Linked DNA regions of Mus musculus: regions 1, 2, 3, 4, 5 and 6 are each linked to region 7. Evidence: chromatin loops called from intact Hi-C (ENCODE). Cell type or tissue: heart. All regions are shown on one strand. Each heading gives the region's core, and the rest is flanking DNA. Links, peaks and the distances in the headings are about the cores only. Region 1 overlaps Dlc1 (deleted in liver cancer 1). Region 2 overlaps Dlc1 (deleted in liver cancer 1). Region 3 has its middle 94 kb from the start of Trmt9b. Region 4 overlaps 5430403N17Rik (RIKEN cDNA 5430403N17 gene). Region 5 has its middle 75 kb from the start of Trmt9b. Region 6 holds the start of Dlc1 (deleted in liver cancer 1). Region 7 has its middle 38 kb from the start of G630064G18Rik.

The links. A loop is a pair of places that touch in the nucleus more often than their neighbours do. Peaks named below come from ENCODE experiments on the same cell type or tissue, not always from the same donor. Only the 100,000 strongest peaks of a DNase experiment are listed, where the experiment ranks them.
Region 1: it touches region 7 in a loop (2.9-fold over the local background); 2 of 42 quality-filtered maps call a loop at or near these places.
Region 2: a loop joins it to region 7, with 2.9 times the contacts of the local background. A loop is called at or near these places in 4 of 42 quality-filtered maps.
Region 3: it touches region 7 in a loop (7-fold over the local background); 23 of 42 quality-filtered maps call a loop at or near these places.
Region 4: it touches region 7 in a loop (4-fold over the local background); 3 of 42 quality-filtered maps call a loop at or near these places.
Region 5: a loop joins it to region 7, with 6 times the contacts of the local background. A loop is called at or near these places in 31 of 42 quality-filtered maps.
Region 6: it touches region 7 in a loop (3.0-fold over the local background); 6 of 42 quality-filtered maps call a loop at or near these places.

Annotation. Positions count from the first base shown.
Region 1 is chr8:36,898,740-36,903,288 of GRCm38, forward strand. All of the region lies in intron 2 of Dlc1 (deleted in liver cancer 1), which reads right to left. Among named protein-coding and RNA genes, the nearest start is that of Dlc1, 51 kb to the right of the region's middle. In heart, for the core only: no CTCF peak of the experiment used is centred there; a DNase peak (open chromatin) is centred at 2,522.
Region 2 is chr8:36,695,264-36,699,812 of GRCm38, forward strand. All of the region lies in intron 5 of Dlc1 (deleted in liver cancer 1), which reads right to left. Among named protein-coding and RNA genes, the nearest start is that of Trmt9b, 240 kb to the left of the region's middle. In heart, for the core only: no CTCF peak of the experiment used is centred there; no DNase peak of the experiment used is centred there; H3K27ac peaks cover 1,149 bases.
Region 3 is chr8:36,361,623-36,366,171 of GRCm38, forward strand. No RefSeq gene overlaps it. Among named protein-coding and RNA genes, the nearest start is that of Trmt9b, 94 kb to the right of the region's middle. In heart, for the core only: no CTCF peak of the experiment used is centred there; a DNase peak (open chromatin) is centred at 1,879.
Region 4 is chr8:35,867,542-35,872,090 of GRCm38, forward strand. 5430403N17Rik (RIKEN cDNA 5430403N17 gene) reads right to left here. Exons shown (of 3, transcript NR_046181.1): 2 at 3,645-3,871. Among named protein-coding and RNA genes, the nearest start is that of 5430403N17Rik, 13 kb to the right of the region's middle. In heart, for the core only: no CTCF peak of the experiment used is centred there; a DNase peak (open chromatin) is centred at 2,570.
Region 5 is chr8:36,530,362-36,534,910 of GRCm38, forward strand. No RefSeq gene overlaps it. Among named protein-coding and RNA genes, the nearest start is that of Trmt9b, 75 kb to the left of the region's middle. In heart, for the core only: a CTCF peak has its summit at 2,338 (motif pointing right); DNase peaks (open chromatin) are centred at 2,750 and 3,310; H3K4me3 peaks cover 1,355 bases; H3K27ac peaks cover 2,239 bases.
Region 6 is chr8:36,949,774-36,954,322 of GRCm38, forward strand. Dlc1 (deleted in liver cancer 1) reads right to left here and starts at 2,669. Exons shown (of 18, transcript NM_001194940.2): 1 at 2,348-2,669. In heart, for the core only: no CTCF peak of the experiment used is centred there; DNase peaks (open chromatin) are centred at 2,688 and 3,398; H3K4me3 peaks cover 3,099 bases; H3K27ac peaks cover 2,630 bases.
Region 7 is chr8:37,059,848-37,064,396 of GRCm38, forward strand. No RefSeq gene overlaps it. Among named protein-coding and RNA genes, the nearest start is that of G630064G18Rik, 38 kb to the left of the region's middle. In heart, for the core only: CTCF peaks have their summits at 2,660 (motif pointing left) and 4,156 (motif pointing left); no DNase peak of the experiment used is centred there.

The DNA.
Region 1 (4,549 bases), core at 264-4,263, 160 kb before region 7:
CTTTGTCTAAAGTCAAGATGATTGGCTAAGCAGCTGTGCTAGCTGGCCCTTTAACTTCCAGGGATTCACTCTGCTCTGCTTCCCCTCTCGGTAGCAACACTGGATTACAGATGTTTGGCTGCACCTGGCTTCTACATGGGGATCCAGACTCAGACCCTGATGCTTGTCGATCAAGCACTGTACCCACCGAATCACCTCTCTGGGCTCTGAAGAGTTAAAGGTCAAAAAGTATAGGAGAAAAACACATCCTTTCTAAGTATTCAGTCTTTGTTCATAGTAATGATGAAATTCAAATGTTTGTAATCACAAAATTACAAAAGACAAATTTCTCAGATGACAATTATAACAGGGTGGATGGGTTGGGATATTCTCCTCTATTATTTTTACTGAGTCTGAACTGGACAACCAATTCATTTGTCTGGCCCGAGGAAGTGATCTGTCACAGGAGATCGAATGACTATCCCCAAAGGAATTTGTAGAAATGCCACTAGTCTGGCTGGGTTTTCTTTTTATTTAATTACTTATAATTTGAAACCACACCATGGTCTCCTTAGTTACCACTGCAGAATCACTAAAGTTTAATGTAGTAACGATGCCTCATTAAAGAGATCTTAAGATATATGAGTTCCCGGTTTATGCTATTGAAGCAAATAAATACATCCTGAGACTGTAAAACATGATTGTCTTATTAATGACCATTTCCTCAATACCCCTCCCCCCCAAATGAGAACATGCTGTGTAAACTTCTAAAATAAAAGTGCTAAGCTTAAAGTGTTTCTCCTGGTCAAAAGATAAAACTAAAATACTTTCACAACCTCTGCTCTAGGATTCCTTGATTCGGATTTTTAAAATTTATTTTGTTTTATTTTATTTTTATAAAGGGAGTGATGAAAAAGTCAGAATTATTTTTTTGGACTACGTGCAGTTTGGCTTGTTCATGTAGTTACAAAAAAAAAAAAACCCAAATGTTTATCCAACAAAATGCTGAGAATCATGTCTCCTGGGAAATTTACACAAGGTCATAGTTTTATGAGCATTAAAAAAAAATCCTGTAAGGCAAAGGAGCGTGTAATATGAGAAAGCAAAGAAGCTGAGAAAGAAAAATTCAGATTTTGGTGGCTAAAACATCTATTCAGACAAAAGGTTACTGTTTTGCTAAAGTACTATATTTCATTTGCAAAAACATATTTGAATAGCGCATTTTTTTATACATACATATACTCTCACACATATTACTCTCTCTCTCTCTCTCTCTCTCTCTCTCTCTCTCCTGAGAAGCAAAAGAGTAGTGCTCAAACTTCAGCACTATTACAAATAAAAGAGTTAAAGTTTTAAACAAAACTGTCTGATGGGTCTTTAATATATAGACGTGTTAAAAAAAGTTTGTTAAAACTTGTAGGATGCGTAGGGGCTGGGACAACTTGCTACAGATAAAAGGTTCTAAAGGCTCGGTTGTCTGCAAGCAGACAGTATGGCTGTAGCTCCTCTGAATTCTGGGAATTTCAGTAGTTTCTTCTGTGCACTACTGAATGCCCACATTGCAAGTGCATAGTCCATGGAAGACTTATGCCAATGATTTGTTGAATGGCTGAGAGATCATGACATGCTCACAGAAAATATGTGAGAACCTATTAGATACCAGAACCTAGGTTTCTTAGTTTGAAGTGGAACCTTTGTCTATAAATAATTCCTTGTGGCTTCTTTACTTATAAAAGCAAATATGATAAACAAATACAACCAGAATGAAAATATTGCCTTTGGAGGAGATAATAGATGGTTGTACATGAGACTCACAAATGTACGCAGTATACATTTTATACATGTGCTGTCCAGAGCATACATGATTGTGCTCTTAGAGTTCCCCATTCCACAAACTTGCCAAGGGCCTCCAGGACATTTAGGATAAGAGCTAAGGATATTCTGAGCCCCTCAGAGTCCTGCCAGCCTCTCATTTGTCACACTCCTGTCCCTTACTCTGGTTGAGTCACCCTGCTTCGCCGTTCCTATCTTAAGCTCTGTTGCTGCAGATCTTGGAATTCCAGTTTCATTATTTATTATTATTATTGTTGTTGTTGTTATTATTATATTTTATTGGATATTTTCTTTATTTACATTTTAAATGTTACCCCCTTTCCTGGTTCCCTCTCCTAGAAACTCCCTATTCTATCCCCCTTCTCCTGCTTCTATGAGAGTGTTCCTCCACCCACTCACCCACCCCCACCTCCCGGCCCTTACACTGGGGCATCTATTGAACCTTCATAGGACCAAGGACCTCTCTTCCCATTGATGCATGACAAGGCCATCCTCTGCTACACATGCAGCTGGAGCCACAGGTACTCCTTGGTTGGTGGTTTAGTCCCTGGGTGTTCTGGGGGGTGGTATCTGTCTGGTTGATATTGTTGTTCTTCCTATGGGGGTTGCAAACCCCTTCAGAGCCTTCAGTCCTTTGTCTATCTCCTCCATTGGGGACCCTGTGCTCAGTCCAATGGTTGGCTGCAAGCATCTGACTCTGTATTAAGTAAGGCTCTGGCAGGGCTTCCCAGGAGACAGCTGTATCAGGCTTCTGTCAGCAAGCACTTCTTGGCATCCACAATAGTGTCTGGTTTTGGTGACTGTATATGGGATGGATCCCCAGGTGGTGCAGTCTCTGGATGGCCTTTCCTTCAGTTCCTTCCTCTCACCCCCACCTAGGAATCACACTCTTTCCCTCAATAAAGTCATTCCTTCAGTGTCACCTTTTCAGGGTCTCTTCCTCAGGCCCCACTTTGAACATCATATCCCACTTCCCTTCCTTGCCTTGATGTATCCAGCTGTCCTACTTCCAGATGTTTCTACAGTACCCACCTCCTTCAGAAGAACCTACTTTGTGAGAGCAGGTGGTCAGTTTTGGAGTTTTTATTTATTTTTACTTTTTTTTAAAATTCTTTCTGCTCATATCCCTAGCATTCAGAACAGTCTATGGAGGGAAACATTCTTTGAATTAATGAACAAATGTGGGAACAAGCGAACCAAGTTAACACAGCATTAGGTCTTTCAGATCGAAGTTTATCTATTTTCTTTCACTTCCAAATTTTTAAATGATTGCTATGACAACTAATAAATGAAATGGCAGCCCTTGAAGACAGGGAATAAGGAGGTTTTGTGTCTAGAAGAGGACGGGGGATGGGGGAGAAGGTGAGGGTCCTTGAGAGGCGGTAGCATCAGATGTAAATAAAAATTTAAAAATAAATACAATTAAAAAATGAAAGAGGGAAGGTTATGTCTTCTCAGATAAATGAGGGGTATTTTGTTTATTTTTGTAGTAGTAAAATTTTTAGACTAAGTATTCTTAAGGTATCCACAGCTTCCTAAAAATTTAAGGGATCCTTGGACATTTTATAGTTACTTTTTAATCTCTGTTCCTTTTCTTTTTGTGATTATATATACACACATACATATTATATACATTATATATATGTGTGTGTGTCATATGCAGTGATACATAAAATAAAGCCATAAACTGAGGTAGTAAATGTACTAGTTTTGAAAGAGTCTGGACCTACACACACTTATCCCTCTTAGTGTAATGCAGATGTTTATTATGTGTAACCAGCGGTGCCTTTTGTTAGTCACTCAAGGCCACCTTCAAGAAAGTATAACCAGGGTGGGGAATGCTGGTAAAATTGTCCACTAGTGATCCCCTCTTTGGCGATACCAGACCTTCCTGATGGATGCTTCTAGACTTTATAGCGAAGCTTCCACTTTTGTTTTTTGTTTTTGTTTTTTTTTTAATCAGAATATTAAAATTCAGTCTCTAGTGTCTGTGATTATTTACCATGTAAATGGCTAACAACCCTATACTATCTCTAAGTTTATACAGGAGCCTCTAAGAGGGCAAGTGACAGTGGCATAAGAAGGGAGGAGTGGCCTGGAAGAAGTTGACCATAAGAGAGGATAGAACTCAGTTCTCACACTAAACCCTGTGGTGTTTGTTTGTTTGTTTTTTGTTTGCTTTTTTTGTTTGTTTGTTTTCTCCTTTCACTTTGTTGCTTTGCTTTGCTTTGCATTGCAAACAATGAAGTCCAAGACCTCTCAAGCACCGGGCACATTTTCTACCACATTCCTCTGAGAGAAACCTCTTCCACCAATCATTATCAAGGCTCTCCATACAAAACTCAAGGTGCTTCCAGGAATGACCTAGCCATTGACTGAAATCTTCAACGCTTCTAAATAAGCACACGGATCAATGCACACAACACAGATGGAAGTTGGAAAGCTTGTCTTCGTCTTTATATTTATGTCCAGATTTGGCTCTTCCATCTATAGTAAGTTATTTAATGTTACGGCGCTCTGCACTTCCTGTCCACTGCCTGGGTTTTATTTCTTTTCAACTACATTTGCTTTTGTGTGCAGGATCATGTCCTGTACTATATGACAGTACAGGTTCATATGCACAACTGAGCTCACCAGCAGGAGTCACATGCTATGTTTATTTCTTTTATTTGACTCGGGAGAAGTAATAACCCCCCCCCCCCCCAGTTGATGCCACTTTTGCATCAGATCTGAAAGC
Region 2 (4,549 bases), core at 203-4,202, 360 kb before region 7:
TTCACCTACAAGAGCTTATATCATTTCCCTCTTCCTTTTTTCACCCTCTTCCTTTCTAAGGACCAGCAGTAAGTGTGGGGAGAAACCAAGCCCAATGCTGAAGGGGAGGAGGCAGGAGACCAAAGGCTTTCCCACTGCTGGGCTTCTGAGTGCCCTGCAGAGAAATAATTACAGTATCTCTGGAGCAGAGCACAAGGGGTCTTGTTTCCCTGTCTGGGCTGTGCCCAACTGTTCCCAACTGTTTTTAAAACAGCACTAATGTAATACATATGTAGGAAGAAACAAAGACAATATTGGAAGAGCAGAGGAGGGAAAGAGAGGAGGAAGAGAAGGGAAGGAGGGGGAATGAGGGAAGGAGAGAAGGAAGGGAGGGAGGGAGGGAGGGAGGGAAGTAGGGAGGGAGGCAGGGAGGGAAGTAGGGAGGGAGGAAGGAAGGAAGGAACAAAAGCACCATTCTGACATTTTTTGGAGTAAATATTCATAATTATTGGTAGATATCTTTGACACACACACACATATCCCAATAAAATTTCTTGTATGTGTATGCTAATACTTGCATGTGTGCTGATAGACTAGAAATTTATTATGTTAAGGAAATCCTTAAAAGTCTCAGTATAGACTCAGCTAATATAAAAGCCAGTAGGTATCAGTTCAGTTAACTAGTCCTGATGATGGTTACTAGTCAGACCTTATTCCTGGACTCCTGCTAAGCCATATAAAATCATCCTGCAAATCAGAAGAACATGCCCTCTTTTTGCAGCACCCATCCTACAAGACAGCAGGACATTAATCAAAGCCATCTCTCCTTTATGGACTGGAGGGAAGAAACCTACAACCTCAGGTAGATAGTCTCAAAACTCTCTTACCCAATGCCTTTTTATATGAAGCAAGAAAGGAGAAAACCAACTGACAGCATATTCAAAACCTGTCTACCAAATTCAGCTATGTTGCCTAATTTGTTTTGGTCTTCCAACTAGACCTTGTGCCCTAAAGCCAAAGATGGGCCTTCTTTATACTTGAACTCCACAGAATCTGGCAGAAAGCAGTGTGCACTGTAGGCTCAGCCAATGTTGGCTCAGCTCCTGGTTGTTCTATGGTAAATAAATCCACACCCTCCTGGAGGCACACTGCAATACATATGTGCTCCTCCTACTCTCCAGTCCATAAAGAAGAGATGGCTTTGATTAATGTGTCAAATGTCCAGCTATCTTGTAGGATGGGTGCTATTAAAAGAGTGGGCATTCTTCTGACTTACAGGACGATTCTGTACGGCTTAGCAGGAGTCTAGGAATAAGGTCTGACTAGTAGCCATCATCAGCATTAGCTCCTGCTCTGGGACTTGGAGATCTGAGGATAGGCTAGATATCAACTCTCAAGAATCTTAGGGCTGGGAGCCCACAGGCAGGGCAGATCCTGTCCAATGTTCCCTAGGTTGCACAGTGAGCAGGGGAGATCAGTTTATTTTCCTGGAAGCTCATATAAAAATCATTCCTTTTATATGATGCATACATATGCATTAAAGTGTGCTTCCAGGAGGCTGTGGGTTTCCTTGAAATGTCCAGAAGCTGAGCCAACATTGGCTGAGCCTACTGTGTGTACCTTGTTCGTTCTGCCAGCTTCTATGAGGTACAGGTATAAAGAAGGCCCATCTTTGGCTTTAGGGCTCTAGGTCTAGTCGGAACAGTAAAACAAATTAAGCAACATAGCTTGGTTTGGAAGACAGGTTTTGGATCACAATTACTTGGTTTTCTTCTTTCTTGCTTCATATAAAAAGACACTGGGTAAGAGAGTTTTGAGCATATATACCTGGGATAGCGGGTTTCTTCTCTCCAGTCCATAAAGAAGAGCAAGGAACAGGCTGTAGCTGCTGTTTATTTTGAAGAAACAACTGCAGAAGTAGTTGCTGGGTGCACATGGAAGGAAACCGTCCAACAATAAAAAGGGAATTACATAATGCAAAGTATTGGCTTGTCAGAGAAGAGGGGGGTGAAGAAGAGCGAATAGAATACAGGTGCTTTATCACTAAAGGGCTAAAGATAGGAACTGCTCTGTAATGTGTGGGGATTCAAGAGAGTACCAGGGTCACTAAATGGAGAGGGCATGGTAAGCTATATCAGATATGGTGGCCCTAGTGAAAAAAGATGCGACTCAAGTCTGTGATTCCTTCCCCTCCATCAGATCCCAGGCACATAACTGCCAACCAAGTTCACAGGGATAGGCAGTAGTACTGTAACCTCGGAGCAGCCTGCTTCAGTATCTTACTACATTCAAGGGGTGAATCTAGGATCCAGGCCAATATTCAACCATGCTCTAGGCAACCAATGGCAATCAGCCAAGACAGACGGACAGATGGATAGATGGACAGTCTCTCTCTCTCTGTCTCTCTCTCTCTCTCTCTCACACACACACACATACACACACACACACACAAAGACACACACAAAAACACACACAGACACACACATAGACACACACAGACACACACAGACACACACAGACAGACAGACAGACACACACACACACACACATGTAGGCAGAAACTCTGAGAGGGTAAATTTTCCATATGTAGTCTCAGGCCATGCTGAGCTCTCTAGCCTTCAAGGGACAAGGTGACTTGAAGTCAATCGAGAGAGAAAGCAGAGCTCAGGGGGAAAGCCGAGGAGTTTGCATTTCTGTCATGCTTGTCCTGGTGCCAGAGATAAACAGCAGCGCATCCCCTCAGCCTCAGCCGGCTGGAGAGGCATCTGAGTGGCCGCAGTGAAGCTCTAAACATCAATCGTCCTAATCTGCAAATGCACAGTAGACACCTGGGAGCACCAGTGGGAAGACTCCTTTCATTACAGCCCTTTATGGAGACTCTAAGGGGAAAAACGTTGACCTCCTATGGAAGTTTCCCCTCCATGAGATGTGCTGGCTGTGTGTGTGTGTGTGTGTGTGTGTGTGTGTGTGTGTGTGTGTGTGTGTGTGAGCAGCTAGCTGGAAGGGGCTTTCTTTTGTCTTCTTGGCATTCCCTCTCAACCACGGGGCATTTAGAAGAAAGGAGGGGGCTGTCGATAGACTCAAAGGTGAAAAAGTGGATGCCGTAAAGAATGACCGCAAAACATTACCTTTAATTTTTTTAGTCCTTGGTGTGTGGGTATGGGCCTGTGTAAAGATCATGTGCTGCATGCTGAAGCTGGCAGTTAATGTCAGGTGTGTTAGGAAATTGCTCTCTACTTTATGTCAACTTCCCCCCTTGTTTTGACAATTTTTATACATATATATATGATGGAATATGTTCATCTCTACACCTTGAGGTAGTCTGGATGAACAGGATCACCCCGATAGGTCTAAGTATGGGAACACTTGGTCCCCAGTGGGAATTGCTGTTTGGGGAAGTTATGAACTCTTTTATTTAGGAGGTGTGGTGGAACTACATCACTGGAGGTAGGCTCCGAGAGTTGTAGGTTTGGCCCCACTTCCAGTGCAGCCTCTCTGCTCCTTGGGTGAGATGAAGAATTACCATTCAGCTTCCTAACGTGGCTACCGGCTGCCATGTGTCTCTCACTATTGGGGAATATTCCCTCTTAGAACTGTGAGTCAAAATAAGTTGGCCATGGTATTTTGTCATAGCAAAAATAAAAAAAAAAAGGAATTAAATACTCTCTTACATTCCCTCCCCACAAATTCCCCCCAGCATCCTTCCAAGATTCGTCCCTTCCGATCTCATGTCTTTGTTTTGTGAGGAGCAGGGGAATGGGGTATCCATGAAGTCCAGTTAACATTGCCCATATATGCACAGGCATGGGGCCATTCATTGGAACAAAGGAAATCTACATCCTCAAAAGGAATCAGCCTTCTTCCTTAAGCAATTATTCACTGTCAATTGCTTCTTGGTAAGGGGTGGGACCAAGAGACTATCTATTCCATCTGTGCTAGAACTGTAGCTGGCATGATCATGTGTAGGTCTTATGCTGGTCAGCACAATGCTGTGGGTTCACGAGTGTGATAGCCACGTCGTATCCAGAAGATGGATTATATAACACCCTTCCCTACCCTTTGTCTCTTACACTCTTTGTGCCTCCTCTTCTACGATGTTCTGTGAGTGTTGGTTGTTGAAAGATTAATATAGATGCCCCGTTTAGGGTCAAACATTCAATCCCTTATTCTCAGCACTATGACTAGTTAATCACCTATCCAGTGACTGCTTTCCCCTGCAAAAATGAAGCTTCACTTAGCAGCTTGGAGAGAAGGCTAGGTCTGTTGGATGCTGGTATCTCTCTTATGTCTTGAGACAGGGTCTCTTATTGAACCCGGAGTTACTGATTTCCTAGACTGACCAGCAAGCTTCAAGAATCTCTTCGTCTTTACATTCCCAGAATTAGAATTGAAGCTGTGTGCTACAATCCCAGCTTTTAAGTGAGGGCTTAAAGTTCTTGTGCTTGTGTGGCAAGTGCTTTATTAATCAAGCCATATCCACAGTTCAAAAGAACTCTCCTTTGAGTAATGTAGTAGTCACATGGTTCATCTAATCTTTTAACTTAGGTGGAGAAAAACCACACACACACAC
Region 3 (4,549 bases), core at 225-4,224, 700 kb before region 7:
TTACCTTGATATATTCTAGAAGAAACATTAAGCAAAGAACTAAGAATTTTAGAAGGTAGGATCTTAGCTTCTTAAAAGAAAATCAAATGTACCATGCATTTTATATTCTCTGATAGAGGATTTTTATAATACATAAAGTGTAATTTTCAGAAAACCCATTCGCATGTTCAGGGTTCTTTAAATCCCACCTAAAGAATATATGAATGTAATAAAAGTATAATTTAAAATTCATTCGGTAAGAAAGTTGGCAAGGTTATTTTAGATTTTATCTGAAAATGCAAAGTAGTAGGAAGGAATTTAAAATGCAAACGAAACTGAAATGATTTTTATAAGAGGGAAGTTGAACTTTCCGATTTCTGTATCACATTCCATGCCAGCATCGTTTGCACAGTGACATAGGTGCTAAAATATGCAGACCCAAAGAATCGACTAGGCTGAGCAGACCTTAGGAGGTGGGATTCGATTAGCATGACTTACCGCGCTGTGGGGCAAACTGTGACTTGTTCAGTCAATGTGACAGGCTCATGATTTGGGGAAGGAAATTATATACTTCTTCCCTGCTCTAAAATAAAGCCCAGATGGAATACACATTTAAATGCAGTACCAACACTTGTTAAATATATTAAATGCAATACATCATTTCTATGATCATATATACGTACATATACATTTCTCCATGTAAACAAGTGGATGCTACCTATATGACCAACAGCCTCCCATTGGTGTGTAACAACAGCCTCCCATTGGTGTGTAACACCTCTGTGGGTTTGTGTAATCACCCTACCCTTATTTCCCATCCACAGTCTCTCCTGCCTACAGGATGCCTCCCATTCACAATAGACACGTCTACTCTAGTGGGGAAACTACTTTTCTGTAGAGAAGAGGGCTGTTGGCCACTGTGAGCAGAGCAGTGTGGGAGAAAACAGCCTCTTTTGCTCTGTTTCCAGGGGGAAACGTCAATGATTCGTACTTTCATTCCTGTTCATAATTGTGAAAATAATTAACATTCACAGATGTACAGAAAATAGTATTATCAAACTCTTCCAGCCGTTATCTTGTGGCAGCATTGTTTTGTTGTGCATACTCTCTAATGTCCTCCAAAGACCCATGGTTTGCATATTTAGTCCCCAAGAAGGTACTATTAGGTGGAGAACTCTTAAAAAAAAAACGGAACCTAAGGAAGGTATCCTTAGGTCATTGGGAGACCACTCTACAGGGGATCACAGAACCCTGACTCTCTTCTCACTCTGCCTTCATGTAATAAGCGGAGCAGCTGTGTCCCATGCTCCCTACCACTGTCACGGGAATTCTCACTGGAAACCCGGAAACAGCTAGTCTGCCTGATTAGACCCCCTAAAACTCTGAGGCAGCATAGACCTTTTCCTGTCTAAGATGAATACCTTGTGCATTATTACAGTGGTAGAAAGCTAACGAACACACCTGCTCAGTCTATTCTGAACAATTCTTATATCGACTCAAATATCAGAATCCTAATTATTTCACTCATAAATAGTTCAGAATCACGCAGCTAGCTGAACACCTAAAAGTCACACATTGCAGTTGTCTAATGTTAAATGCACAGGCGGCATTTGAAGCGCCCCATTATGAAATAAATGCTTCTGTTGCTATCGTCAACCTAAAGTAACAAATGAAGGAAGATTCACCCAAAACAATAAAGCTATCATTTCCGGGAGTTGTGTGCCATAATAAACGATGTACAGAGTTAGGGATACAAAGAGAGACGAGGGCTTTTAAGGCAAAATGGAAAGGCTTACATAAGTTGTTTTGAAGCAATTACCCTTGGTAAGGAGGATCAATAACAATAGTGGCATCAGTCCAAGGTTAAGCAGGCAGTTGCTGGGCAGATTTCCTCGCGTCAGTGTTTTCTGGGCAAGGTTATGGTGGCCTTTTGTGCAAGCGAATGGTTCTGCCAGAGTTCAATGTGCGAGTTCCTGCCCTCAGACATATGGGCCCGCGATTTCTCATCTAGAACTTGTTGGCTTTATTTTTAAATATTTGTAGAGCTCCCCACAAGCAACTTCTGACAAGCATTCACACTGTTCAAATCAGACTCCTGCGTACGCAGATGTCTCATCGGTTTGCTCTTAGGGACAAGTCTGTATGTTCACTACTCCCAGTGACCTCTGGGTACCATACTGTGTTTGCCATACATTATCTTTCAGAAGACTGGATCTTTGTTCCAGAAAATGTGTGTTTGGGGTGGGGTGGGGGTGCTAAATAAAACAGATAACAGTCAATGTGACCAATATAGCCAACACTTTTTGTTGCATAGCGTTTAGTTTTTAAAGGACTCCATCAGCTTGGGCATCGAACACAGAAATGCCCTCTCCAGGCAGTCTCTAACCAGCCTGGCACTTTTGTGAGCTCAACACTCCCACGCAGTGGCTAATTGCTAAGAACCTGACACTCCCCAACCCCCCAAAACTTCTCCCACTTATTTCTCAGACTATTTAGAGATTCTCCTCTTATGGGTTCCAGAAAGGACTTCTCTGAGTCTCCCCCTCAATTTGCCAACCTGGACCCCTTGCTGCCAACCCTCATGTGATGACCTCATCAATCTTCATCTTTCTGGTGGGGATCCTGCCTCCGTGACTGGCTGCCTCTTTAATGCTACCCCACCCAGGGGCCACTTTGATATGGACTCCAGCTGCCAGGATGAAGTGGTTGCTTGTCTGATCGTGGGTCTGCTCTTCCTAGGTGGAAGTTGATCTTGTCACACAGGCTGAAGCACAGCCAACCCATCAGATATCTTAATTGATCCCCACTTATCGGCCACGTGCTGCTATTGTGAACTAAGCGTTCTCTACATGAGCCTTCTCTCTCTGTGATATCTAGGTCAGGTGGTCCCTGTGGTCTATGCATTTTCAGGCACATTTCTGTTTCTCTATGTTGGTTTTTTTTTTTTTTTTTAGTAAGTATCCGACGCAGCCTTACTTCCAGATTGCCTTTATTTATGGAATGATATTACCATGTGCTGTGACTCACTGATTCAATATTAGGTACTTTCTGAAAAAGCTGGCAGGTATAAAATACTGAGTTATTTCGTGGGAAGTGAGAAGACGTGTTCAAGACAAATTTTAGTTGCGTGTCATCCAGGAGCTGGCCCAGGAGTTAATGCAAACTGGAAAGTCAGCTTTGATTCAGATCCAGCTGCCTCTGGTGGCAGGCTATTAAAAGTTTGTAAGCTTCTTTTAAAGTTAAGCTCCTGGCACATTTGTCTCTAGAATGGAGCTGGTGAAGTTTGCAATGGGATTCACTGCAATTTGACAGCATTCAGAAGAACTCATTCATCTCAGAGTCCCCACAAAGGATTCTACATTGTGTGTGTCTTCCTTACTTGGTATGATTGTTCAGCCTAGCATTTTTTTTTGCAGAGAGAAAGATTTGTCTCGTAGGTCTTAAACAGATGGCAGGCTGCATGAGAAATCAGATTCATTGTTTCAGTTGTGGAAAATCCACTAAGAAAATCCAATGCATTCTGTCAAAGACTCGGTCCTGGAACTGACAGTATGCATTTCCTAAGGCATCATGAACATTTTGGTCCACTTTCTGTTTGAGATTAGTATCAGGAAAGTGATACTGAACTCTGCTATCAAGAATAGTTCATAACCTCAGGGCCATTCAGAACTACATGTTATGTAACATAACCACTCATGTATGTAATAGAGGTCAAGATATCATCTCATACATTGTTCTATTAACTCTGTGTGTGTGTGTACGTGTACGTGTACGTGTGTTGGGGCACATTTGCTTTTACACCTAACATACAAAATGAACTAGTCATTAAGTAAATGTTACCCCAAATCAAGGGAGCAGAGTACATGCATTTCAGTTGTGCTTTCACACACACACATGTGCATTCATGTATGTGCAGGTACATGTGTGTACATGTGGAGACCAGAAGTCAAGCCTCAGGAGGCACTGCTTCGTTTATTTGAGAGATAGTCTCTTACCGGGACCTGGGGCTAGCTGTGCTAGGTTGGCTTGCCAGCAAGACCCAGCAATCCTCCTGTCTCTGCCTGCCTCGTGCCGGGGTTGTCAGTATACAACCATCCCACCTAACTTTTCAAGTGGGTTCTGAACATCAAATTCATTCTCTCATGCCCACCAACTGAGCTTTTAGCTATCTCCTCAGGATTTCTATTAACTGAGTTTTCAGCACGCCAACCATATAAAATATAGGCCCTGGAAGGAACTCACTTGTGTGAATTTTGTTCCTATGAGACTTCTGTATGTCCATTAAATCAATACTTCCCCAAAAGTGCGCCTTAGCAACAGTCCTGGAGGATACTACTCCCTATTACAAGGAAATACATGTGAGGTTAAATAATTTCAGCATAAGACCCGCCCAAGATCAAGCCAGTCATCATTCCACCGTGAAGGGGGTGGGCTCAGAACCCCCACCCCTAACTATAGACAGCTTGGCTTCTGGGGAAACATCATTTTCTTTAAGGATGAGGTCTCTGGAAGGTCAACCATGCTCCAGTAGGTGGCCCCACAGCCATGTGTATATGGGTAACACAAACCA
Region 4 (4,549 bases), core at 379-4,378, 1.2 Mb before region 7:
GTTTTGTGTCCCTGTTGAATGATTCTTGTGGAGATGAATAATGGGAAAATATAGCAAGATGAGAGCAAGTCAACTGGACAAAGAAAGGGATTAGATGTGACGAAGCATTTGCAATTCTGCACATACGGGTTATAGGGTTCAATGAGGTTGAAGAATTGATGTAGGTTGGTTTGAAACTTTAAGACATTGTTGGATTGTTGGACTACTACATTAGAGATTCAGAGGAAGAAGAGAAACCCAATAAAAAGCTTTGTTAGAAAATACAGAGTAGCCTGGCAGTTGTGGCTGTTCCTTTACAAACCTGTCTATCCCCCCACCCCCACCCCAAGAGAAAAGAAAAAAAAAGGGAAAGGAAAGAAAATACATTGAGTTATAATTAAACCTTTTGAATAGCATTTGCATAGATATGAAGTACCCAAGCTGACTAGCTGACTCCCCTTCCTTCCTCCCTCCCCCCAACCCCCTCCCTCCCTCCCTTCTTATTTTTTTAAGTTTTGCTATATGACCCAAGCTAGCATTTAACTTTTACTGCTCCTGTCTTAGCTCCTTCCTCACTGGAATCACAGGTGTAGATCACCGTCCCTAGCTCTGGACCGTCTTTTCTAACACGTGGTTCCAGGTAGGATGAATGACACTAGACTTATTTTAGTCATCTAAAACATTTTCTGTAGTGTATTTATTTAAAATATTTTAGAATAAATAATAGGGTAAAATCTAATGTTTAATACTTGAATACTTAAAATATCATTTCATTTATTGCATTTAATATGTTAATTAAGTACATTAGATTTTGCAATGTGACAAATTGCTACAGACATAGATACTTAGGCATCACCATTGCTCATGTACGGTTCTGTAAGTCGGAAGTCCAGGCAAGGCCCAGCTGGTTCTTGAGCTTGGCCTTAAATGAATTTGAGTCAAGATGGCAGCCAGAGCTGACTTTTGTGAGATTCAGCGAGTCTGTCTAGCTTCAAATTTCTCTAACATAACTTAAAGCGTTCATCTGATTACGTCAGGTTCATCTAGAATAGTCTTTCTATTGATTAACTTAAGGTTAACTCAGTAGGACTCTTAATTGCATCTTCAAATTCTCCTCTGCCATAAAAAAAAAAATCATAATGTGATATGGCATCATAGTCACAAATCTTGCTCACACTCAGGGAGAGATGACTACGCAGCACTCTACCCAAGGGGCAGAATTTGGGCCTGTGGTAGAGTTCTATCTATCTCCCAGATGAAGTAAACATATATTTAGCAATTTGAGATCTCTGTGAGGTAAAATATCAGAAGGCAAGTCAAGACAGGACACCAAAATAAACCTAGCAACTCCAAGCAAGAAGAAGGCTCAGAGTAGGATAATTAAAAGCCAAGGGTGTAAGTCACAATGTAGCGCTGTACAGGGCTCTCAGGTATAGTGTTGTGAGGTTTATCTTCCTGGAGCAATATTTGGTCTGGGGTAGATTATTTACCCCTACTGAGTAATGTATTCTATGGGTATTATTTGTACTGTGCCCCCTGAAATTTTTGATTTTTTTTTCCAGATAGACTAGTTGGGAGTGGAGATAGCCTTCTTGATTCCTGATGAGCAATGGCTGCTGTTATCTAACCTAATCCTCTCAGAGCTTGTGCAGAATCCTCACATGCTTGAAGACTCATCTGGTGCACGGGAACTCTTCACATCTCCATGGTCCTGTCTGCGCACCCGTCTCTTCTCTGAGTGTCTTTTTCCAGAAACTGCCTGGTCTTTTAGACTCTCATTTCCATTTCCGTGTCGTAGGGAGTCCACCCACCTCTGCCTGGGTTTCTCTTTCAGGACAGAGCCTAGTCTCATCTCATCTGCTTCTCATCTCTGTTATAGTGACCATTTCATTAAGATTCTTGTCTCATATCGTTTGTATTTTCTGTCTCTGTGTGTTCATTTCTGACAAAGGTAAAAATCTGTTCCCGGTGCTCTCTCCTGGGCAGATGCAGTTCTTCATGCAATATATCCTTGCATGCATTTCAAATGATCCCGCAGTCTCTGACTGACAGGCAAATGAGGTCCTAGGAGGCTGAAGATGGAAGCCCATGGCTAGACTGTCTCTGTGCATGATGTGAGCCCTGGTGGGAGGGCACACAGTCCTCATTTCTTACAGAGATTCTAACAGCATCTTTCCAGCATAGAGCATTACTCGGGGATAATTGCATTATAACCACTGATGGAAATTATAATCGCAATTATGCCAATTTCTCTATTTGCTGCCCAGGGTTGCAAGCACTTGAGCAATTAGAATTTATTAAGTATAGCCACTTAACCATAGCTCTGCTTTAAGAACACCACCTCATAGAGTATTTACTTAAAAAGAAATGTTCAAGGAGGGCATATGTTCTTATAAAAGGCTTTTTGTCTGTTTTTCTGAGACAGAACAAGAAAGGAAAACATGCCTTGCATCTGTTCTGACCCATCTACCAGATAGCCAAGCCTCTGAGAAGCTCCTGAGAAAGGATTTTAGAGAATGTTTTCTGAGGAACTGCCTTAGGCCTGGCCCAGAGGTCTCATAGGAACAGCTCATATCCTGCATGGCAGCAAATCAGAGAGTTGGTCACATGAGAAGACAGTGGAAACAATTCGGACAGGAACTTAGGCCATATACAGGGCCTCTTTCTCTATACTGTTCCAAGTTATAGCATTATAATTTGGAGAACCATAAAAAGCCGATACTTCAAATGGGTGTAGAGCTAAATGAGGCAGATTCAGATATTTACATTATTGTCACCAGTAAAATGAAACGCGGAAGGCTACTGGCTTGTCCCAAGTCCTTATATTTCTCTGACCCTAACCTTCAGGCATTCCAAAGTCCAGAACTTCATGGGAGCCTGAGCTTTCCAGGAGCCGGCTGTGGTGCTCATCAAGACCCCCATACAGGAGGCTAGCTAGGGTATCAATGAGTGGTCCACAGAGGAGGCTAGCATATCTCTTAGCTGTCCACAGTGGAGGCTTGTATATCTATCAGTGGTCCACAGAGGAGGCTAGCATCTCTGGGTTGTCAGTGATGCACTTTTCTCTGGCCCATTTCTTTAAGGCCTGGTGCCCCTGGCTACTCTACAGTAAGGGATTTGTGCATCGTGCTGTGGGGTTCAGGTGGGAGATGCAGTGACATGGAGGAGGAGCTCTTAAGGCTCTTACTGGTGTTTCTTTTTGTGATGCTTTTTATTTTCTCTAAACTTTGGTTGTTGTTGTTGTTGCTGCTTGAGAATTCCATGCATGTATATGTATTTTGACAAATCCTCACCCACTTTCCCTTCCCTCCAATCCTTCCCCAACCCACCTCTACTACTACTTTCCCAACCCACACATTGGTGCTTTGTTTGTCTGTTTGTTAAAACTCACTGAGTCCATTTAATGCTGTCAGTATATGTGAGGGTGTAGGGTTATATACTGGAGCATGGGTAGCTTTTTGACAGCTGCATCACTAAAGAAAATTGCCTGTCCCTGCCCCTGTCCCTCCCCCCTCTCCCTCTTCCTCCTCTCTCCCCTCTCCTTCCCCCTCCGTCCTGATCAACTTCCCTCCATCCCCACCCCACTTCATAAGCACCAAACCAAACACATTCCTTGTGGGATCCAGTCTGGTTTGATCTTGTGCTAGTATTTCCCGTGCACTCACAGCTGCTGAAGCCTGTGTGTTACAGCCTTGTCATATCTGGAGAACAACGTTTTGCCAGATGTCCACTACCTCTGGCTCTCAGTCATTCTGCCCCTTCTTCCACGATGAGTCATAAGTCTTGGGAGCACAGGGCGTGACACAGATGTTCCATTTAGGGCTGAGCTTTCCATAGTCCTTTATTTTTCTATATGTTGACCAGTCGTGCATCTCTGTTAAGTAGCCATCTACTGCAGAAAGAAAGCATCAGGATGAGGGAGGGACGAGAGATGCACAAGCCTATGGGTATAAGGTTAGGTCCCTAGCAGGGAGACTTCATACTCTGTCTACTTAGCAGAGTAAGAAGAATAGGTTCTTCCTCAGAGTTTATGACCCACCTACCGAATCTTGGCCCAGTTAACAGTACCAGCCATGGGTTCCATTCTGTGGAACAGGGCTTTCAACCCAACCAGAAAATGGTTGGTTGCTCCCATAACATTTGTGCAAGTATTGCACTGGTGAGCATATATTGATAACTCAGCAGCTCGTAGGACTTACAGCTGGGTAAGTATTGAACACATTGCTCCTCACATAGCATACACAGAGCCTTCCAGTACTGTGAAAGCTATTAAGTAGAGACAAAACCTCCAGGTTGGTACCAACCTGATTTCTCCAGGTCCTGTGGCTCAAGTAGCTGGTGGCTTCGGCAACAGGGTCTGACACTCAGGTTTTCTGGAGGGTAGCCCTGACCTTTGGCACTACCCTGTAATGTCTATTGTAGGGAAGAGCCTATGGGACTGTACTGATCAATAACTCAAAAGGAAGGAACCGAAACCTAGCCCTGAGCTTTTTATTTGACATCTTGTTCGATCCCAGATCTGGGATAGGGATTGGCCTCCCTATTGTAGGGTAACTCCACTGAAACTCCT
Region 5 (4,549 bases), core at 219-4,218, 530 kb before region 7:
GCATATAGTCAACGCATTCAGCAACGCATTCAGGTTTTCTGCTACCCAGCACTAAGATTTGTAATGCACTGGCCATCACACATGGCTTTTAATGCCTAGGCTACCACATATGGCTTTTAATGCATGCACCACCACACACGGCTTTTAATGTGGCCTCTGGAGAATTGAACTCAGGTCTTTATCTTTGTGTGGTAGGCGATTTATTGATAAAGCTATCAGTCCAGACCAAAAATGTAGTTGTAGTAGTAGCAATAGAAATAATAATAATAATAATAATAATAATAATAATAATAAATAACAACAACTTTCCTAATACTTTCCAGCAGCTTTCTGAGCACATGACAGACAGACAGACAGACAGACAGACAGACAGACAGATATGCCCCCTCCTGCAGCTTGAATCCCTTCCACTTTGGTTTGTAAAATGTGATCAACTACAAAGGCCCCCTACACTGTACATGGTGTTCTGATTAATCCAACACCATTAGCCTATGCCAACTTTGTTTTCTGTTATCTTCTTTTCCAAATTGTAAACACGAAGGGGAGAGTAAATTATCATAGTATTCATCTCATGGAGTTTTATGAGCCTAAAGGTTTTAAAATATTAAATAAAAAGTTAAATATGAGCCGGGCGTGGTGGCGCACGCCTTTAATCCCAGCACTCTGGAGGCAGAGGCAGGTGGATTTCTGAGTTCGAGGCCAGCCTGGTCTACAAAGTGAGTGCCAGGACAGCCAGGGCTACACAGAGAAACCCTGTCTCGAAAAAACCAAAAAAAAAAAAAAGTTAAATATGGCCAAATTATAAAGCCCTATCAAAAACATCCCAATGCCCAGTAAGCGACAACAACCCTGTGTGTTTACACCAGGACACAGTGACCTCTTGGAAAACGGAAAGTCACACATAGCTGAAAAGTGTACTGTTGGTATCATAAATCATACTGGGGCTGGCAGAAGGTTTTATAAAGATTGAGAAGGTTTCTTGGAAATATTTACACCTAAGAAACAGAAAAAGCAAACAGAAAAATTGAGGCTGATCAGAAAGTAAACAACCACCATGTTCTTACACAGGAGCGTAATTACCAACAGCATCCTATACTAAGAACACAAAAATCACCCTGAAAAATTAGAAACAGAACAGAACCCCGGTGGAGCGACAGGAACAGCAATCTACCCACAAAGCTTTTGACCCAAGGATAAGTCCTGTCTACAAGAAATGCAGGGGCTGGGGATGGAGCAGAGGCTGAGGGAATGGCCAACCGACAACCAGCCCAGCTTGAGACCCACCCCATAGATAAGCACCAATCCGAGCTAGAGAAATGGCTCAGCGGTTAAGAACACACTGACTACTGCTCTTCCAAAGGTTCTAGGTTCAAATCCCAGCAACCACATGATGGCTCACAACCATCTGTAATGAGATCTGATGCCCTCTTCTGGAGTGTCAGCTCCAGTGTACTAAGATAAGCACCAATCCCTGACACTATTAATGATACTCTGTTATGCTTGTAGACAGGATTCTAATATAAGTGTCCTCTGAGAGGCTCCACCCACCAACTGACTCACGCAGATGCAGACACCAGCAATGGATGGAACTTGGGGACTCTCATGGAAGAATAGGAAGAAGGATTGCAAGCCCCTAAGGGGATGGAAACTTCACAGGAAGACCAACAGAGTCAACTAACCTGGACCCTTAGGCCTCTCAGAGACTGAACTACCAACCAAAGGACATACACGGGCTGGACCTAGGCCTCCCTGCACATATATAGCAGATGTACAGCTGTGGGTCTTTATGTGGGTCCCGAACAACTGGAGTGGGGACTATCCCAAAGCTGTTGCAAGTACCTGGGATACGTTCTCCTAGCCAGACTGCCTTGTCTGGCCCCAGTGGAAGTGAAGCGCCTAGTCTCGAAGAGACTTGAAGTGCCAGAGTAGGGGAATATCTAGGCAGGCCCCCACCAGCTCAGAGAAGATTGGGGGGTGGGGGGCGGAGGGTTGGGAGGGGGTGTGACCAAGAGGAGGGCAGTGAGCGGGATGTAAAGTGACTAAGTAAAAAGTAAATTTTAAAAAACATGAAGAAAAAGAAAGAAAGAAAGAAAAATTAGAATCCAAATATGACTCTGATCTAAAACACAACACTGAGAAATCTTTGCTTTTCGTGGAGAATCCGGAGATTCTGTAGGTCACAAAACATCGTTGGGGTTTGTAATAAATAAATAAATCTCGACACTCCTAGAGATTAGGAGAGCTAAGTTCAAGGCTTCCCCAGATGTTGGCCTGTTTCAGCCAGCAAAATTTCAAATACCTGTTAATCAGGAAAGCTTTAGCTTTCCATTGAGTCGCTAGATGGCGCTAAACCCGCTTGCGGAGAACCCCCAGGAAGCCGTCAGGGTGGGACAATCAAAGGCTGTCAAACAAGTTTCCTATTTGGTTCTATTTTAAATGTTCCTACTCGGATAAAGACACAGATGAATTAAAAATGCCACGGGTGCACACTTAAACCTAATTGAATGTAATAAGAACAGAACAGAGCTGGATAAGTGACAGGCAGCCCAGCGACTCTGGTCAACCTTTGTCAGGACGAAACCCAATCTCCAAACTCTAGAAGCTCCAGGGACAAAACAGGAAGCAAACACATTGTGGCCTTTCTTGGCAGATAAAGCCCTGACATTTGTAATATTTGTGTAGCGACAATGGGGCCTGGGTAATAAAGGCTCGCGGAGGAGACGGTCTCCAAGCACGGAAATGCAAGAGGATAATAGAGAATTAACTAAAGGGAATACAAAGGCTAAGAACACATGGACTCGCACGGTGTCAGATCATACGGGAGGGAACCGAGGATTTCAGAACAGCAAACCCAGGGGAGCAGAAAGTGAACCTTTGAGCAGAAGCCAGAGAATCTGAGCCGGGAGGAGACTCAGACAGAAACAGACCTGAGCCTGAAGATGAACTACCTTGCCCAAATCCACTCGGGTAATTAGTGGCAGCCACGTGAGGAACCCTCGCTGCGGCTAACTGGTGTCTTTTTTTTTTTTTTTTCCATTAGGCGCGCGTGTCTAGCTGAAAACCTTTCGCAGAGACTCATGAAATGCATGCAGAAGCCGCCCCTTGCCTCCTCTCTCCTCTGCACACACGTGTCCGTGTGCACACACATCCACCATCATAACAATACAGGAAATTGAAGGAAGCCGTTGGAAACCTCGGCGGTGCCTGGTCACTGCTGCCCCAGATAACATATCAAAGGGCAGCCTGGAACCGAGCCCTGCCGCGGGCCTTCACAGAGGAAGCCTGACTCCAGCTGTTGGCCCCTATTTAACACATCTGCCCCATATTCACAAAGAATGCCAGGATACAACCACAAAGGAGTAAAAAGGCTAACCAGTGATCTTTTCCTAAGGAAGAGGACCGAATCCAAGAAGTTTAAAGGGAGGCCTGTTGACCGTGCAGGAAATTTGGTAACTGTGACATCACTGTCTTAGCCAGCCCAGGGAAACAGCCTTTTATGGCAGTCGTTTGAATTAACTCCGCTCAGAGCCCCATTCAATATCGACTGCTCTTAATATTTTGAATTATCATCTAATACATTTTGAAGGGACCTCTCCTAGTAGCTACCCCTACATAATAAGCCTTGGGATAGGACAAGGTGGTGTGGCCTGTTTTGAGTTTCTTACATGAAAATGGAGTGGGTTAGCTATTGCCTCACAGAATATCTCCTTTTCAGTGAGGAAATTAAGAGTCTGTGGTTTATGGCATAGGGGACCCATAAACTAGCTGTTCTCAGCCTGTGGGTCACATATTATATATCCTGTATATCAGATATCTATATTAACATTCATAGCAATAGCAAAATTATGGTTATGGAGTAGCAATAAAAATAATTTTAAGGTTGGGGTCACCACAACATGAGGGACTGTATTAAAAGGGTCACAGCATTAGGAAAGCAAAGGATCATTTCTGTAAGTAAGCCTTAAGCTATTCCCACCCCAATCCCCCCACCCCCACTCCCCTATCCCCCATTTAATGTTCACTTTGTCTCAATGGCAGGGGCTTGGTCTCAAGAGAAGAAGAAAAAAAGAACCTGGTGCCTCATTTGCATTCAGGTCTTTTGAGACACACATACATTACCATCTCAGAACCCACTGTATTCTTAAAAGGTGAAAATTACAAACCAGGCCTAGAGACCCAGCCAGCCCTTGAGGGGACGAGACAGGAGGCTCGAGAGTTCAAGTTGTCTTCTGCTACGTGGAAAGTTCAAAGTCAGCTAGGTCACTTGAGACCTTGTTTCTTTAAACAAAGACAACAAAAATATCTAGACATTTCACAGACATTTCTAAGGTAGATTATTAATAAAGCAGTCCATTGCCTTTTATGGGGAAAGATACATTCCATTCCAAGACCCTAAAGAGTGCTTAAAACTTCAGATAAGGCCGGGCGTGGTGGCGCGCGCCTTTAATCCCAGCACTCGGGAGGCAGAGGCAGGCGGATTTCTGAGTTCGAGGCCAGCCTGGTCTACAAAGTGAGGTCCAGGACAGCCAGGGCTATACAGAGAAACCCT
Region 6 (4,549 bases), core at 286-4,285, 110 kb before region 7:
GCAAAAGAGGTACCTAGTATGTGACTAGAGCATGTGTTCTCAACCTGTGGGGCGTGACCCCTTTGGAAGTGGGGTCATATTTTTGGAAAATTGTATGGAATAGTATACAAAGATAGTATGCCTATTTCCAAATCTCTTTCATATTAGATATTTGTATTAGTAGTTATAACTGTGGCAAAATTACAGTTATGAAGTAGAAACAAATTAATTTTATGGCTGGGAGTCATCACAACATGAGAAACTCTTAAAGGGTCCCAGCATTAGGAAGGTTGAGAACCACTGTACTAGAGAATATTATTGAGACCATAGAGTATATGTGTGGACTAAAGGTGGAAAAAAATGTAGAATGCACACACTTGCATTTTCTTATGGAGCCTCTTGGCTCTTAGAATTGGAAATAGGGGGCAGAAATATCTAACTGAGATAATAGAGAGATTGTTGAGAGTCTTGAGGCAATTATAAGTGAGGGTCTTAAAATTACACCTGAAGGTCATTGGTAGGGATAACGTTTTTACTGTGCCAGTTGAGTATAAGGTTATGAAAGGGGCAAGTTCCTCATTAGGTCATTTTCTTGAAAGACACACTGGTTTTAAATGAGTTATTTAAATGACTCATTATAGCATATAGGTTGGCTGGCTTGACATGAGAATAAGATTTAGCAAAATAGTCATTAAAAAAAAAAAGCAACTACTTTAAAGTCTGAGATGAGAGCCTAATGAATCCTTTTAAGAAATCTTAGCCATTGAGAAAACGGTGTTAATCAGAAAGGTTGATTTTCTTTTCAGAGAAGGAGAATTCTAATTTCCTTTTTGAAAGTTGGCCTCCTGTAGGTGGACACAATGATACTTTGTTGTGCATAGTTATTGTTTGAGAGTAAGGTCTGTGGTACAAAGCCCATAACACATGAGGCAGGGGACTATGGTTCCCTTGTCATCTAGTGTCCTAGCCAGCTGTGTGACCTTGGACAGTACACTTTTGAATGCTATTCTTTAGCTTCCTCATTGGTGATCCCTGACAACACCAGAGAGTGATATTTTAATGCTCTTTCTTTCCCTGAAAGGAAAATTCTACTTGGTCGTTTTGTAAAATATTTCAGACTATATTGCACATAGTAGGCAATTGCTCTCCTAAAGCCACAGAATTTCACTTCCTACATAGTAAAATCTGCTTTTTCTCATTTTTAAAAGCTTAACAAAGTTTAAATTGTTAGCAACAACATCAAAGCATCAATATAAATCACTCTAGGCTAGAAATTAAAAATTCTATTAGCTAACACACCAAATGGTCATCTTGTCCTTTATAGAAGTTTATGATTAACATCCTTATTGGTTTCTTATGATCCTACTGGCAAACCTGTTATCCATCCTTCACTTACTGCATTTTGTGTTTGGTTCACAGATTTGGAGATAGGCATAATATCTTTGCATACTATTCCATACAATTTTCCAAAAATAATTTCCTTCTAAATATAACATCATCTTTGTTATTGTAACTCTGGGTTATATCAGCCATTGCTACATTTATTTACTCCGGGACCACACATTTAACCATTAAGACAATTTAGAAGGCTGAAGCATGGTGACTATTTGACTTGACGATGACAGAAAATACGAATGAATGGTCAGCTAGATTCTCCCATGACTGATGTGATTGTACAGATTTGCTTCAGCAACACGGAGTGTTCATACAACATGAGATCTGAGCGGCGAATCCAAGTTTAATGTTAACAAAACCCGATTCTGACACTTATGTTCCCAAACTGAAATTAAATGTGCAGAGACAGAAATAACCTGTAAACTTGTATGTCATTACTTCTCTTAAAATAACAATTTACGTTGTGTGTTAGTAACAGGGTAAGTGACTGAAACTAGCTGGAAATACTAGAGAATTTGATTTTCAGAGTTTTCAGTAAGACGCTGATTATTGTTTGAAAGCACATTACTAAGAAAAAACGTTATAATGTTATGTCCTCTTTTTGTTGGGAAAACAGAGAGGAGAAAGGAGTTTCTAAAGTTTCACACTTCAATCTGAGAAGATTCATTGGCCCCCAGATATGCTACACCTATCAGCAGCGGCGCGTTACAGATGGATTGGTCAGTAAGTTAAGAATAAAAAGAAATCAGAAGAAAACATTTCTGCATGGGGAAAGAGACTCGAGCTACGTGGAACATATTTTAGAAATGACATTTTGCTCAAAAGATTTTGACTCCCCGCTGTCTACTGACTACACAGTTTTCCCCCTTCTGCTTTTCAGGGCTCAGCTCTGAAAGCAGTCAACAGCTGGCTGAAGATGGCAAGGTTTTCCAGCTCTGTCTCCTACATGACAGTCGCAGCAGCAGCCTCTTACCTGGACCAGGAGTTGCTGTTACCGCCAAGGCATGATGCTATTCCAGCCAGGCTAGGAGAGGAGTCTGTCCCGGTTAGCGGCTCCAAAAAATCTAAGTTCACATTGCTGGCTGAGGTCACGGCTCTATTCTGAGCAGTTCTCCTTAACGCAGTGTGTGATTCTAACAAAAAACCCCCTCTGCAGCTGGAGAGAGCCTCAGCTAACGCCGGATCCTGTCAAGGCGTTCCTAGTGACTTCTGTCCTCTAAATGCAGACTGATGTTTTGCGAGAGAGGGGCCTCCACCAGCAGGCCCAGATTGCCTGCAAAGTATTTCCTGCCTCCGAGAAGTTTGCATGTGAGAAAGCCTGCACGAAGCCGGAGGGGAGGGGCTGAGCAGAGCCGCCTGGGCGTTGAAGCTCTGATTTTACACAGAACCAAAGTGAGTTTGTCAAAGCTCTTGAGATGATTAGTTAGCGTCAGAAAGTCCTAGAGTCCTTCCTATCCCACAGGGCTCGTGGAAAACAAGGAAGGAAGAGAGTGCAGCTCTCCCCTCTGCACAGTGTTACTTTCTACTGTGTTAAATGGAGAACACTTCTCCTAATTCTCATTTCAAAAGTTTTCTAAGACAGATGAAGTCTGAGCCTTTTAATACCGTAATTCTTCTAAAGTTTAGAACCTTAAAAAATAACTTCAAAATTTAAATCCTGGACTTGGGGAAGGAAAAAAAATCTGTAAGTAAAATTCCGAGAATCGAGGAAACAGAGAATTTTCTTCTCTCTCTCTCATCCCCAGAATTCTGAACAGAACACAGTGGTTTGTGTTACAGCACGTGAAGCCTCCTTACCTCCAGTAAGGGATCCTCCAGTTACAGACAACCACGGCTGCAAAGGCTGGAAAGGCTGGAGAAGGCAGACTCCATCTTGATCAAGTTAGAAGTCCTGCTGACATAAAACACTTGCGATGCTTCCTCCAGCATGGCCGAGTCTCTCAATCACATCTCTAAAGTGGCTAGCAGAGTGTATGCCTCCTTCCCCAGACAGCTTGTGAACTCTCATCTGTTTATCTTTTCTGCTTTTGTGCCTCCACTGCGTGACTTCCTCCTAGCTGCTCCGGCCTGGGAGCTAGGACTACCATTTGGTTTTGATTAAAACCAGACAGCCAACTCTGGAGAATTTAGGGAATAAGCTAATGGAAACTGCGAATATGGCTTTAATTAGTGCATCAATTAATAATAGATGTTAGCTTGTCTTATAATAAGATGTCACAAATGCAGAGCTCAAATCATTTCTGGAAAGAATTCATACAGAGTCTCTTTTATGACCCAGAGTTCTCCCTCAGGGAAAGTGCAAGGGTAAGACGGACAGTGGCCTTGGGACATGTAGGTTTGTGGCCAGGCCAGTGGGATAGCTTCCTTGTTTACACCAGAGAAACGGGAAACAACATCTGTCCATTTATCTTATTTGGTTGAAACTACTCAGTAATCGTTCCCTTTCATTTTAGTTACATTAAAAGAGTTCATTCTATAGCTCTAGGTGACTTAACTAGTCCTTTAAAAAATGATTAGGAATTCGATGAATCTAATTATTGACTCTGTGTGAGGGTTGTACAATTTTAGCTTGTCAATAATATAAAATTTAAGAATAATTCCAATATCCAAGTAAGAAATAAGTATAAAACCACATAATGAGATGCAGGAGAAATTAAGCCTGCATGTCTCAACAGCTGTCCTCTTATCTGAACGCTAAGTGGTTTTTCATTGTTTATATATATTCTCAGGTGGTCTTAATTTCTACAAATGCATGCAGGTCTTCCAGTATCATAATGGCCATCTTTTACTTTTCCTTGACAACACCGTGTAGGTGATAACTTGACCAAGTATGATGTTAGAGCTACTGCATCTTTTTTCACTGGACAACTGACATAGCTCAGAAAACACAATTTAGACAAAAGTCAAATAGGAAAAACAGGTTTAAGCCATGCACAAGCTGAAACATGAGATGATTCTAACATAAACATACTAGCAGGGCTTGCCATGGGGACAAAGGTCTGGAACCCCAGCTCTTGGGAGACAGGAGTACAAGTTTAGCTTAGTCTTCATAGAAAGACCATGCCAATAATAATTTTTTTCTTTTTTGCAGAGATATCCCAGTCACTAAAGTGCTTACCACATTGAGTGATTCAAGGTTCTGAGTGCAAAATCCAGAACCCACCTAAAAATAGTT
Region 7 (4,549 bases), core at 233-4,232:
ATTGCCAATCCAATAACTCTCTGGACAAATATAAATTGAAGATATCTTCAGCTATAGTATTTGCTGAGTGGATCTAATAGTGGCAGTACCAACATCTGAATTCATAGAAAATCCAACTCAAGTTAGATAAAAAGTACATTAAATAAATACACCATAACAACACTATTGACTTTGATATACATCCAAAATGGCCTGTCAGTTTTGCCAATAACTCCGCAAGTTCACTATTAGCCACAAGATCAAAATATCTCTAACCTATTCTGCCACATACACACTACATTTGCAAGCTGTCTTTCTTTTTAAAATTCATTGAGACTGATAACACCACACAGTGAAACTAACCAGTTTAGAGTTTTGAAAGCCAAGACTATTGTCTGTTTTCTAATTATTCAATGATAGTGGTTTTTGTCTACTCCAATGTGATTTTAAGTAGTTGTAAAGGCATGTCTTTCTTCTGAAAGATGCTCTTCATCAAAATATCCTGTAGCTATCCTGGGGAATTTGTTTACCATGCCATTGTGTAGCTGTACCAAGGAGAGGTGAGGAAGACAGGATGTGTGCATAGATGATAACACACACAAGCTAGCTTCGAGAAGGTGAGTGCAGGACAGGCATTGAGATGTTCATCTAATGTCCGATTGTGCTGGTTATTTCATTTTTTATTTAAAGTCAACTCAAACTAGAGTCATTTGAGCAGCTGGACCCTTGATTGAGAAGCTGACCTCATCAAGTTGTGATGTAGGGTAGACTACAAGGCATTTTCTTGATTAATGATTAGTGTGGGAAGACTCAGCCCACTGTGGACAGCACCATCCCTGGGCAAGTGTTCCTAGAGGTATAAGAGGGGTAGCTAGCTGAATGAGATCCTGGGAATCAAGCCAGAAAGCAGCATTCCTTCATGGTCTCCTGCTTTCAGGTTCTAGTTATGAATTCTTCCTATAGCTTCCTTCTGTGATGGGGGGGGGGAATCTGAGAGTTGTAAGTGGAAATAAAACATTTTCTCCCAAAGTTGGTTTTGGTCAGGGTTTTATTAACTGTAATAGAAAGCAAAGTAACACAGCATCTAACGTTTCTTTTCTATTGTCTTCAAAACTTCTTCCTCCCTCCCCATCATTTTGAGGATAACTTAGCTTTGAGGATTCTTTAGGATAATTTAGATTTCTTCCCTCATTTTCTGGCTTGGTTCTCAGGACTCTGGTTCCCAGTAGCCTACTTGCTCCATCTGCTTTCTTCCTTAAGTTCTCAATACTCGGCTCTTATTTCCCCATCATAGCAAAGATATTCTTTAAGACCCATTGTTAAAAAGAATAGGATACTGGAAGAAAATCTGTGCTTGTCCAAGTCTTTGCACAAAGGTCATCAGATGAATTGGAATACTTTATCTCCATCTCCCTGCCAAGTTCAGAAACAGAGATTTAACTTGGACTTAGTAGTTTACTCTATAAAGGCCTTCCATCAACCCATTCATCAATAGGATATTCATCTCTTCAGCTCCTATGTTGTACCGGACATATTCCATGTAGTATTGATGGAGATTCTAACAGCAGAGCCTTCTCAACGCTCTTACTATCTCGTTACTAATACGAGCTTTATATTTTCCCATCTTAATGATTCTCTCCTGTTGTCCTTGACTGTTTTCTCTCCAGTTAATCTCTTCTTTGCACATAGTGGGTCAGCATTGGGAAGTGCTACTTTGTTAAGTAGGACAGGTCTTCTTGAAATCAGGAAGGGCATCTTTCCACAGATAGGAGGGAAACTAACACGACTTTTAAAGGTAAACGGCACTGCTGGTCTAAATCCCCACTGTAAGCATTCAGACAAATTCTCTGAAGCAACCCGGGGTGCTGTCAAATGCCTGGGATCTTCAGAACTTCACATTTCAGCAGCCTTTCCCACGCTCTTACAAATATTGATCATGGCCTGGTTTGCTTGATCAGAACCGTTTTTTTGACCAGTAAGAGAATGCCCATCTCAGTTATCAACAACTCTACACTTCCTACTTCCTACTGTTTGAGGACCTTGGCAAGTTTGGGGGACATAAGCCAGACTTCTACCCTCAAGTCCACACCCCCCCTAGTTGTTCACTAGTCAAGATTTACCACTTGCTCTGTGCCAAGGAAGAAGGCCATTGGGACAAAGGACCTTTGGTCTCTAATCTGCATGAAAGCCTTTTAAGGTGAATGAATACGGAGTAGGGAAATCTTTCTACACCTACAGGGAAAATTGTCAGTAAAATAGAAGTTCTCTTTCATCTCTAACCTTCATCCTTCACCTGAAAAGTAGGACTGGATACAGAGGGGCTCTGTGGGATGAATTCAGAACGCAGCTGGGAAGGCCCGAAGCAATGCCTCAGTGAGCGTGCCTAGCACCCAGCTGGGAGTGGAGAGAGCAGTGTGCAGGGGCAGGAACGTGAGGGAACAGCTCTCAGGAATGTCTTAGGTGGGAGGGCATTTTCTTTTACCTGGTAGTTTAGGAAGAGGAACCTGTCACATCGCACATGATTTTCAGTGAAAGAAAGGGAGGAAGAGAAGCAACCTTTCCAGCTTTCTCAGGACTCAGAAGAAAAAGACATACCTCCTGCACACCATTAGTGATGGGCACATGACTCCATCCTCCTTCAGGATGGTTGAACCAAAGCCTCAGAGCAACAGCGCCACCTTCTGGACGGAAATGCACACACTTAGAGAACAGTTCCTCCATTTGAGACTGAAGAAAATGTGCACCCTGACAGGGATCTCAATGCCATTGGGAAGTAATTTCAGTGTTTTCAGTGTGGTCTGAAGATTATTCCCTTATAAGCAACTCTTTGAAATTTTTTGAAACCACAGGATTTTGAATGTTTATTCTTAAGCCTTCAGATAGTATAAGGGCCATGGTTTATAAACATGCTCTAGTTTGGAAATTATTAAGCAACATAACTGAGCAACTCAGCCCATCACTTATTGTTTACATCATGTTTATGTGTGTGAAACAAACACGGAATAATACAATGACGTCATGCTTCAGCTTAAAACCGAGCTGCTTTAACGGAGAGTCATAATGCCCTACATGGTTCTGCTTTTGCCCATTTCCACCTTTCCTCCCTCCGTTTTCCCAGCATTACATAGTCACACAGTGAAGACCTTGGTTTGTTTTGTCCTTGTACAAGTTATTTTCTTTGATTAGAGCAAGGCTGTCTTTCTTTGGTAAGAAGCCCTTTTTGTTTGTTTACTTTTGGGGGATACTAGAGATAGACCCGGAGATTCAGACATTTTAGATGAGTACTCAACCCCCACATCACATCCCCAGTGCAAGCAGCCTTCATTCTCTCTCTCTCTCTCTCTCTCTCTCTCTCTCTCTCTCTCTCTCTCTCTCTCTCTCTCTCTCTCTCTCTCTCTCTCTTTCTCTCTCTCTCTCTGTGTGTATTAAAAGAGATGGACATTGTCTGATTTTCCTCAGGTTAGACATTGCCCTCTATTCTGTTCACTGTCATTTCTTAAGCACTTCGAATATGGCAGGTACTTAACTAAATGTAATACTAATTCTTGGTAATACCCTAAATATGATATAAAATTCTCTTAATATGATGATCTGAAGAAATGATTTTTGTTTAAAATGCTTTACATAAATGGTTATGCAAACATATTTTAACAGAATAAATACAAGTCAGCGTGAAATTGAGATGTATTTCCAACGCATTAGCATGTAAGAATGTGTATTTATGAGAGTGTGTATTTATGTATTTATTTTTTAAAGTGTTTTGGGGTCAGTGTTTACATTTGTTACACGATTTCATAATCACAGCAACTCCATGCAGCATGTCCAATGATCTTTTTCTAGACAGTTATTTAATTTCACTTCACTTTGGCAGTAAATTTAAAGAACTTGGATACTCACATGTGACATCAGACGCCATTCCAACTTAGATGCCCCCTTAAGTGGAGTGCAGCTTCATATACCGTGAGGATCTTAGAAAAGACTCTAGACACGAGAAATGTCTCCACGAGGACTCCATTAAAATTTATGTGAACATGAACAAGTATCCTATCACTGCACTGACTAGTGCAGTTGTTACTGACATGAATTAAGATTTCAGTAGCCAGCTTGTCTAACACACTTCAGAAGATACTAGAGCCTTCTCAGCGGCTTGGCCTATGAAACAGCGCCATCTCGTGGTCAACTTTATACTAGCTGGTCATAATCGAAATGCCTTTAACCCTTGCAAAATTTTGAAAATTGTAGACATATAAAACACAGTAACATAGTGCTAAATAAATAGACAGCCACGAGCTGGGTTGTAAGGACCCCCTGATCACGGGAATTCTACTATTGTGTATCAGTATTATTAAATGTCTAGCAGGGTAGAGGGGTGTTGAACCAGCTCACGTTTAGGTTGATGTTGCTCTGAAAATGTTGGATTCCAAGTTGTGTTGCTGGCGAAGGGGTTGAGTGAGAAAGAGAATGTCAATTGAGACAGAAGGAACTGAGCAGAGAATGCGACATGCTCTTCATATGGAATGGAACTGAGACCCCAATGACAAGGTGATTTTCCCCGTTTATTAAAGTAGCT